Regions from separate parts of the Homo sapiens genome. Here region 2 is linked to region 1. Evidence: chromatin loops called from intact Hi-C (ENCODE). Cell type or tissue: heart right ventricle. All regions are shown on one strand. Links, peaks and the distances in the headings refer to the core of each region. The heading gives the core; the rest is flanking DNA. Region 1 overlaps LOC105377505 (a long non-coding RNA gene). Region 2 has its middle 52 kb from the start of GUCY1A1.

Region 1 (4,408 bases), core at 264-4,263:
TGAGACTCTCTATCTAAAAAAATAAAAAAGGAAAATTAGTGGGGCATGATGGAACATGCCTACAGTCCCACCTACTCAGGAGGCTGAGGCAGAAAGATCCCTTGAGCCCAGGAGTTTGGGACTGAAGTGAGCTGGGATCTCACTATTGCACTGTAGCCTGGGCAACAGGTGAGACCCTATCAAAAAAAAAAAAAAAAGTCAATTACCAATAAATATGAGGACTGGCTATGCTCTGACTTTAAGACTCACACCTTCGAAAGTCTGTTTCTAAATAGGCAGTCATGATAACTGAACAGAAAAACAGAAAATATCGAACAAGAAAGACATTAAAGCAATTAGAAAAGAATAAAATAATCTTGTCTGTAAGGCCAATAAAAATTAGACAAAATAAAATAAAAACGTTAAAGTTTAAATACACTTTCTGATCATGAAAATAATATTATTTGCTAAGATTGCACAAACTATGAAGTTGTAAAGGAGTCTTTATGATTTTGGTTGTCTTGTCCTGAATCTAGGTTTCTAATCCTGCAGTTTTTTATTGTGGTTCAGAGTTTAGGATTTCTTATACCTAAAGAAAGTAAAGTCACCTTATTTTGAATTGAGTATTGACTTGTGTTTTCAATGGGTTTCTAATGCTAATATAAATTAAAAATGTTGAAGTACACCGACTGGCAAATAAATGGAATTAGTGAAACTCCCATGGAAAAAATAACCCAACAACACAGTCATGCATGTTAAGGTGTCATTAGCAAAGAATTTTGCCGTAATCAAGTAAAAGGGCACTGAAATAGTAGAGTAAAAGTGTTCCATTATGTAGTAAAATTATAACAGCAAAATATGTCTGGCACTATTTATAATTAATTTTATAATAATCAAAAGATAGAATAAAAATAAGAGAATAGAACTATGATATAAATGATCTCTTAATAGCCTTTTTAAAGTTCATACCTGTGTTATTGGGCACATTGTTAAACTTCTTTTTTTTCTTATCCATAAAATGGAAAAATATAAGCCTAAATAATAGAGCCATTGAGATGACTGGGTTAACACAGTCAAAGAACCCAGAGCAATAATTCTGTCTATTATTATTATGATTTAAAAGAAGCAAATAATGTTGATAAATGCAATCATACTGAATTTGAGTATATATGTTTTGGTCTTATTTTTCAGAGAATTTTCTATAACTAACTGCAGTAATTGCCCCACAGCACTTCTTTATTCAATTACCTCGAGTAGAAAGAGAATACAGCTTTCTTGGTTGCAATTATCATTAGTATGCAAATTCTATCATTAGCACAGAGTTCTGCAGAGGAGATAGCTGGAAAAAAAACCACAAAACACTGATGAGCATTCTTTCATAGCACTGCATAGTTTCTCCATGGTGACGGGGAGTAAAACTCTGGATTAAATGAGTAGAGATATTAAAGCTTCCTATTATCTATCAGCTTTTTCATAGCATTTGCTCTATTTACGGTGCAAATTGTACCAGTATGAACCTTGCATATGGTATGTTGAAACCAAAGTGGGTTGTTTTGTGTTAACACAGGAAGTGTATTATAAGATCATGATCTCTGAACCCAGATTGCCTAAACTCAAGCCTCTGCTCTGCTCCTTATTAGTTGTTTAACCCTGGGTAAAATATTTAAAATCTCTGGGTGTCAGTTTCCTCATATGTAAAATGATAACAGTACCTACTCCACAGGGTTTAGTGAGAATTAAATGAGTTAATATACATAAAGCACTGAGCATAGTGCCCAGACCTAGCAATGTCCAATGTCAGTTATTACTAGCAGTCGGTGTGATAGCTTTTCTTACTACCTTTTTTGATCTACATAAAATCTCTCTCTAATTTTGGAAGAGTTTACCTCTTTTTCAAGCCAAAGCATTGCTGTTATTGTTTTCAGAGCACTTAAATCCATCTTTCTGTGAGCAATCATTTAATATTATTGTCCAGAATTTTCCTTACAGTGAGGAAACTACCCTTTGGTTGCAAGTCGCTGCTGACTCTGTGCCCTCTCCTGCCCAAACAGGAATTGAGCACACTCTGCTCTCCTCTGAAGTTCCACTGTCCACTCAGAATCCAGACTAAAAGAGACCTCACGCTGCAGTAAGTGGCTCTGATGGTAGGCCAGGATAAGGGAATAATTATATATGATTTTCATTCTAATTTTGTGCCTACAGGGGAGCCCTGCTCAATGCAACTGTTAAACTGTGTTCGTTTTCTTCCTCAAATGGCTTAAGTCAAGTTCATTTTCTGAGGGCTGCCTAGACTACTTCTCTGAGTTTCACATTTTATATTTAACTCTCAACTGGTCATCTCTATCTAGATGTCCAACAAGTGCTTCCTATCCAGTGTGTCCCAAATTGACTCATCATCCTTCCTCTAAAAATACCTCATCTTCTGGCATCTTCTGTCTCAGTTACCCAAGCTAGAATTTTTGACAGCTGTCTCTTCCTCCCACCCTACACTGAACCTTAAACTTCTTCCCAGCTATTCTAGGATAGTCCAGATTTCAAATATTCTGCCCAACTTTCCATAATTTATAAGCGGTCTAAACTGCTCAACTGAGCTTCAAGACTGTAAATTTGCAATAGAGCCATTATGTAAAGCTCTGGGATTTCTCTCCATTGTTGCTCAGTTCAGAGAACATTGATTCTGATATTTGACCATAGGTTCTATGTATTTTATGATATAGTGTGTAAATCAATGAATTCCTGAAGATAAAATCATAATGTAAAACCTAAATGCTAAAAAACACAGTACCCTGAAATCAATGGCTCATAGTTAAAGCGAAATCAAATTTACATGTCCATGGAAATCTGGTAAATTTGATTTGGTTTGTGTGTTCAATAGGAAAGGACATATGAAAAGAACATATGCACTGTCTGCACAACATAGTGAGACTGTCTCTACAAAAAATAAAATTAGCCAGGCACGGTGGTGTGTGCCTGTAGTCCCAGCTACTCCAGAGGCTGAGACTGGAGGATCACTTAAGTCCATGAGTTCCAGGCTTCAGTGAGCTGTGGTTGCCCCACTCCACTCCAGCCTGGGCTACAGAACAAGACTCTGTCTCCAAAAAAAAAAAAATGCAAAGAACATGGCATTTGCCATGACACTCAGTTTATTCAGGTTAAGTGAAGACTTTGCATAGTTTTTTTGTTTGTTTGTTTGTTTTGCATTTTCTTTCTTTTCTCCTTCATTCTTTGACCCTGTAAAGTACCAAGATGGGAAAAAACTTTAAGTAATATTCTTTAATTTCCATTAAAGTCCTTAAATAAAATATTACCAAAGACCAAAAAGCCTGACATTTCCTAGCAATGCATAGGCATTTAGCTGAAAAAAGAACAATAGCAAAAAATACAAAAAATAGTAATTGTCTATTCCAAGTCTATCCTCTAGATGAGAGATTTGGGCCAAGATTCACTTTTGACTTTCCAATGACCAAGACAAAACAAAGGAAACCAGATTAATTATTTGTGTTGCTTTCATGCTCACCATTTATAACTACAGATAAAGCAAGATTTTAGCATATTCATTGTCCCTCTTTGCCATTTTAAACCTTGTAAATCAACATTAATATTATTTAAGAAGGTCAAAATGGTGATGGAAGAAGCCATTCTCATTTTTTTTAAGTCTGAGCATTGGGTGTGGGGTGCAGCTGTGACAGGCACACATGTTCCCAGGGGTCTTGTTTTACTACTGAGAGATACAAGGACGTTCAAGCTCTTAACCTTTCTCCTCACATTCTCAAAAAATGCAGTAAAAAATAAAATAAATGTAATTTTAAAATGAGTGTGGTTGTGCTTCATGGCAGGCAGTGGTGTGTGAGTGTGAGTGTGAGTGTGTGTGAGTGTGAGTGTGCGTGTGTGCGCATACACGTGCATGTTTAACATCTCTACCTAATGTGAGAGCTGGACATTCAATCTAGCTATCCTGTGCTAATTACTTGTGCAGATGGAGAAAAAAAAAGTTCAAGTTAATTTAAGAGAAATTAGCGTCATTGTGTAGAATGAAACAGAACTTTCAAAGTTTTTAACATTGTTTTTTCCATGATTCCTTGTATGAGGCAAGCAAATCACCATCAACAAAATGTTTCCCATGAGGAAACCCGGTCAAAGAGGTCAAATAATTCCTCCTGAATCCCATAACTCTGAGGCAGCGCATTGGTTCAAATATCAGAAAACCTGGCACTAAGTCTTTCCGTATTTCCACCCGACAGTCTTGTGTTTTGGAAGCAACTCATTTAACCTTATCTGAATCACCACCAAAGTGCCTAAAACCTGCAAGATGATAAGGGCTTGCAAAATTTAAATAAATCACAGCCCAGAAAAACAGCCACACTTTGTCAAACCATCAAATAGTTGGCAGCTCTTTCTTTCCTTTTAGGGGTTTTCTTGTTGGAGTTGA
Region 2 (4,408 bases), core at 315-4,314, 100 kb before region 1:
CTGTTATTCCCTTTACTCCAAGTCTGGGTTAAAGGGTTGATTATGTGGGAAGATGCCAAAGGGTCAGATATGCAAAACCCGTGGAATCTGGCTTCCTGACAAATACCTAAATATAAATTATGGTTTCAAGTACTTTTTCCTATTTTGTTCCATTAATTTGGGAATTCTGATATAGATTGTTATCAAAACCCAAAGGAAGTAGTTTATTCTTTCTTACAAATGGTTGGGATATTTACTAAGTAAATAAAAAGTGAATATTATAATATATTTCTGCAAAGATATTTATATGGCTTTAGAGACACCATATTTTTCAGTTAGAATATAACAAGTCAATTATACAATAAGCCCTTAATATATTTTTATACATGTATGATCTCATGTCTTCATTGACTCTTTAGAGAAGATTCTTAATGGAATAGAACATTTCATAAAAATTTATATATTATTGTCTTTAGTTGAAACATAAAGCTACATTAATTTGGCATTCCTATGTATTATTTGGAAGTTGACTTAAAATAATATTACTAAATAATGTAAATTATTGAAACTAAATTGTAGGAATAATTGCTCCAGCTCAAATCAAGGGCCAATTTGATGACATTATCGCTGATGTTTTTAATGGATACTTACAGTGTGAAATAACTTCTCTGAGGTCAACCATGCACTGCATTGCCTTATTTTAGCACAACTCTGGTCCAATATACAGATTGCTCTATGTCACTCTAATTTATCGATATAAATATTATAGCATTGTTGGTATAGTAGATGCCTCATATGTACTGATTACTGTATTGAAAAAATATTGTTTCTTTTCCAAGAATCATACTGCTGTTATTTTCATTTTAAGCTTATGTTCCTTTGGTTATTCTTTTTAGACTTGAAATAAATTCCCTAAACTTGAAATCCAAAACAATTTCTTTATTTTCCTTTTCCTCTTCTTAACCCAATGCCTATGGCTGCCCTGATGTAAGTCTGTTTTGAATCAATTGTATTTTGACCAAGAGCTAATAATTTTTCCTCGTAGCCCACTAATCCTACTTTAGAAAGTTTGAAATATTTCTAGAGAGGATTGGGTATTTTTTTTTCCTTGCTAACCAAGGACTGCTGTTACTTGTCCTCTGACAGTAAGCAAACAGGAATGCCAGAGAGTGTGGAGCTAAGATCAGATACTAAGTCTACAATTTGATGAGAATAAACAGGCCATACATACTTTTTACTAAAAATGTCTTTTTTCAATATGTTTTATTTAGCTACTGCTCCTGAAAAGGCACAAAATTATCTGTCTTCTACAATATGTATTAACCTCATTGAAATAATGCAGTTTCAGGATTGACTCATTGACTCTGGTATAAATAAAGATGTTTCTTAGATAAAAATAACAAGTTAGAAGAAATGGAAGATACATAAAATTTCTTTTGGGTGGAAAAATTAATAACTACTGAATTTTATAGTTAACTGTCTAGAATCAATTCTTCTGTTAGAAATAGAAAAGAAAATTAGAGAAGCTGGACTTGTTTTCATTCTAATTATAGACTGCCGAATCTTCTGACAGCTCTGAAACCCATAAGAGAAGATGAAAGGCAATTTGTTGTGTGTTGATTTTGTATAATTCATTAATACACACTTCATGTCAGGTTATAAAGACAACTGACAATTTGACACAGCATTTCCCACCCAAACCTTTACATTCTCTGATATGAATTTTATTTTTAGAAACTGCCTTTGAAAAACTGGATTTAGACAATATATGCTCCTCCCTAAATACAGTTTGTTTAGTGTTTCTGTATATGCACAGTGGAATGTTGCCTTTTGAATGATAAGTGTTTTACTGGAGTGCTCAAAATGAAAAAAGAAGGAAAGTAAAAGGGAAGGTAGAAGTGAAAAAGAAAGAAGTTATAGAGAGCCGAATAAGTTTAAAAAAAAAAAAGTAGAACTAAGAAGATGCGGTGTGATAGGGAGAGAAGAGAACAGGAGAAAGTGAACATCTGGTGAAAAGGAAATGACAAGGAAAGAAAACAAAGAAAAAGGGAAAATAAAAATAGAAAAAGGGTAAAGAAAAGAGGTAGAAATTAAAAGAGAGAGTAGTTTGTTGTTAGCAGATGTTTTGTTGCTGAAGCTACTGCTGAAGATTGAAACTGCACTCCTTTCCCACTGGGGGTGAGACTGACAATATAAAGAACAGTTTATCTTCACAGGTACAGGACAAAGACAAGACTAGATCATCCCTCTGCCCACCCTGAGACAAATGTATATTTGACTAGTTCCTCTAATCTATGTTTATTTTATCTTATGTTAAATGCAGATTGACTGAGTACGTAGTTGACTGTTCCTCTTTCCTTCCTGCCCTCTCTTTCCTCTTTCAATAGTGAAATCCTCAAAACCATCTTTGGAGAAAGCACGAGCCACAGATTCTACTGTGACATGTGTCTCTTTTCCCTGGGTATGCCCTCAACATTGGCAAAATAAATCTCTAAATTAATTGAGACCTGTTTCAGACACTTTTTGATTTACACTTGTATGAAATATTTGATCTTGATCAGGCCTAATCAAAAAATAAACAGAATATTTTTTAACTTTGGCATAAGAGCATACCAGTTGTCTTTTATCTATGACCAACAACTTCAGCATCGGCAAAAAAAAGGACATTTTCTTCCTGTCTAATTTACTGATAAGGATTAACAAAGCTTTCTCACACTAATTAGTTCTTATTAGGGAAAAATAAATAATGACATTAAATTTCAATTGCATAGGATTTTTAAATTAATAAATCTTAAGCTAATAATTTTTTGAAAAATTAAATAACATGTATATTTAAAAAGAAAAAAAACAGCTGCTGATATAGTATAATAGCAGTTGAAACAGGTCTGTGCTAGTGTTCAAACTTCAGAGAGATAGTGATGACTAACTGCCCTAAGCATAGCTGTGTAGATTCCATGGACAACTCATATTAGAATGAATTTTGCTTGTGTGTTCAAAACTAAATAATACTTATCCAGCTCTACAAACCTTACAAGTCATGTCCCTTCAAATCATTTTACTGACAAGTTTTGATTTGTCTCCCTGTCCTTCCAAGCAAATCCCATTTGTATAAAATCTACTTTAGCATTAATACCCTTCCCTGCATACATTTTCAGGTATAGATAAAGGAGACAAAACATCCCTATGCTTTGCTACTGATGATGTCACCACTTTCAACATTCAGCCTTTACTATTAATTTTGAGCATATGACAAATAAATAAATGACCACCTCACATTTCTCTTGTGGTGGTATCCAAGTCCAGGTACAAAATACAGGTTTTGATAAACTTTTCTTAAGTTCAGACTGATCATAGACTCATGTTAAATAATACGGGCTCTCATTCCTCATTTTACAGATGAGAAAACTGAGAATTACAAAGATGTAATAACTTAAACTTCTAAGAGCCACAATTACCCCATGATTTTGGATTAGGTCTTACAATTTTGCATGAAGTTATTAAAAATTCAGATAGACTCTTAACCAAAAACTTGTGCTTGTACATTCTTTTAGTTACTAAGTTTCTAACTATGAAATTTATATTCAAATTAAAATATTAATATTACATTTAGTATTGTAAGCCACTTATCATTTTTATCAATATTAGAAGCAGAAGCTATGTTCAAGCCACCGTTTACCAGAATTCTCATCTCCAAGAGTGAATCCTGCTGTATCAACTTCACAATACTAAAATGGCCAGTAATGGACACAGAGATGGGGGGTGAGAAAGAGAAGTGGAGAAGTGGAAATTGACTTCAGGATGCTTATGCCATAAGATGTTAGGTTTATCTTCTTTCCTGTCGAAAGTGTTACTCAGATTTTTTAAAAATCTGCTCACTTGTGTGTGTGCCAGGTACATATTAATTGGTTGTTATAAATGAGAAAGAATGCCATGCAGTCTAGTTAAAATGTCAGGGTCAGAAAGAAAAGGTGAACCTCATTAGAAAATAAAGAAGTCTTACTTTTTTCACACACTTGGGGCCAAGACACGATGAAAACATATTTCCACATATAAGGGATTTCCATTATTTGCTGTTCATTTTCTGTCAGTCTGGAGATGCTGGAGAAGGGGATCTAGTTTTAAAAGGAAGAAGATAAATTGGAACTAAGATAAGAAGGCTCTATCGAACAATTCCATCAATCACTTCTCTTTTAGGGTTGCATCCAGGATGCCTGCTTCTACTTCATGGGTGTGTCCTTGCTCCCCATAAAGCAGAATTTGTTGATGATTCTGATCACTGAAATGTACACTTTTTCTGTTATCTCCAGAGTCTCTGTGCTTGCACTAGTAACTCTAGTAGTTGTGGGTGAGAGATGGAAAGTCATAATTTTGTTTGAACTCCTCCTTACCTGATCTTTCCATCAAATCACCAAACTTTTATTCCAGCTCC

The links. Hi-C counts contacts between places; a loop is a spot of excess contacts. Peaks named below come from ENCODE experiments on the same cell type or tissue, not always from the same donor. Only the 100,000 strongest peaks of a DNase experiment are listed, where the experiment ranks them.
Region 2: a loop joins it to region 1, with 2.1 times the contacts of the local background. A loop is called at or near these places in 1 of 110 quality-filtered maps.

Annotation. Positions count from the first base shown.
Region 1 is chr4:155,512,779-155,517,186 of GRCh38, reverse strand. It overlaps LOC105377505 (a long non-coding RNA gene), which reads right to left. Exons shown (of 3, transcript XR_001741895.2): 3 at 916-1,318. Among named protein-coding and RNA genes, the nearest start is that of MAP9, 140 kb to the right of the region's middle. In heart right ventricle, for the core only: no CTCF peak of the experiment used is centred there; no DNase peak of the experiment used is centred there; H3K27ac peaks cover 2,389 bases.
Region 2 is chr4:155,613,081-155,617,488 of GRCh38, reverse strand. No RefSeq gene overlaps it. Among named protein-coding and RNA genes, the nearest start is that of GUCY1A1, 52 kb to the left of the region's middle. In heart right ventricle, for the core only: no CTCF peak of the experiment used is centred there; no DNase peak of the experiment used is centred there; H3K27ac peaks cover 2,004 bases.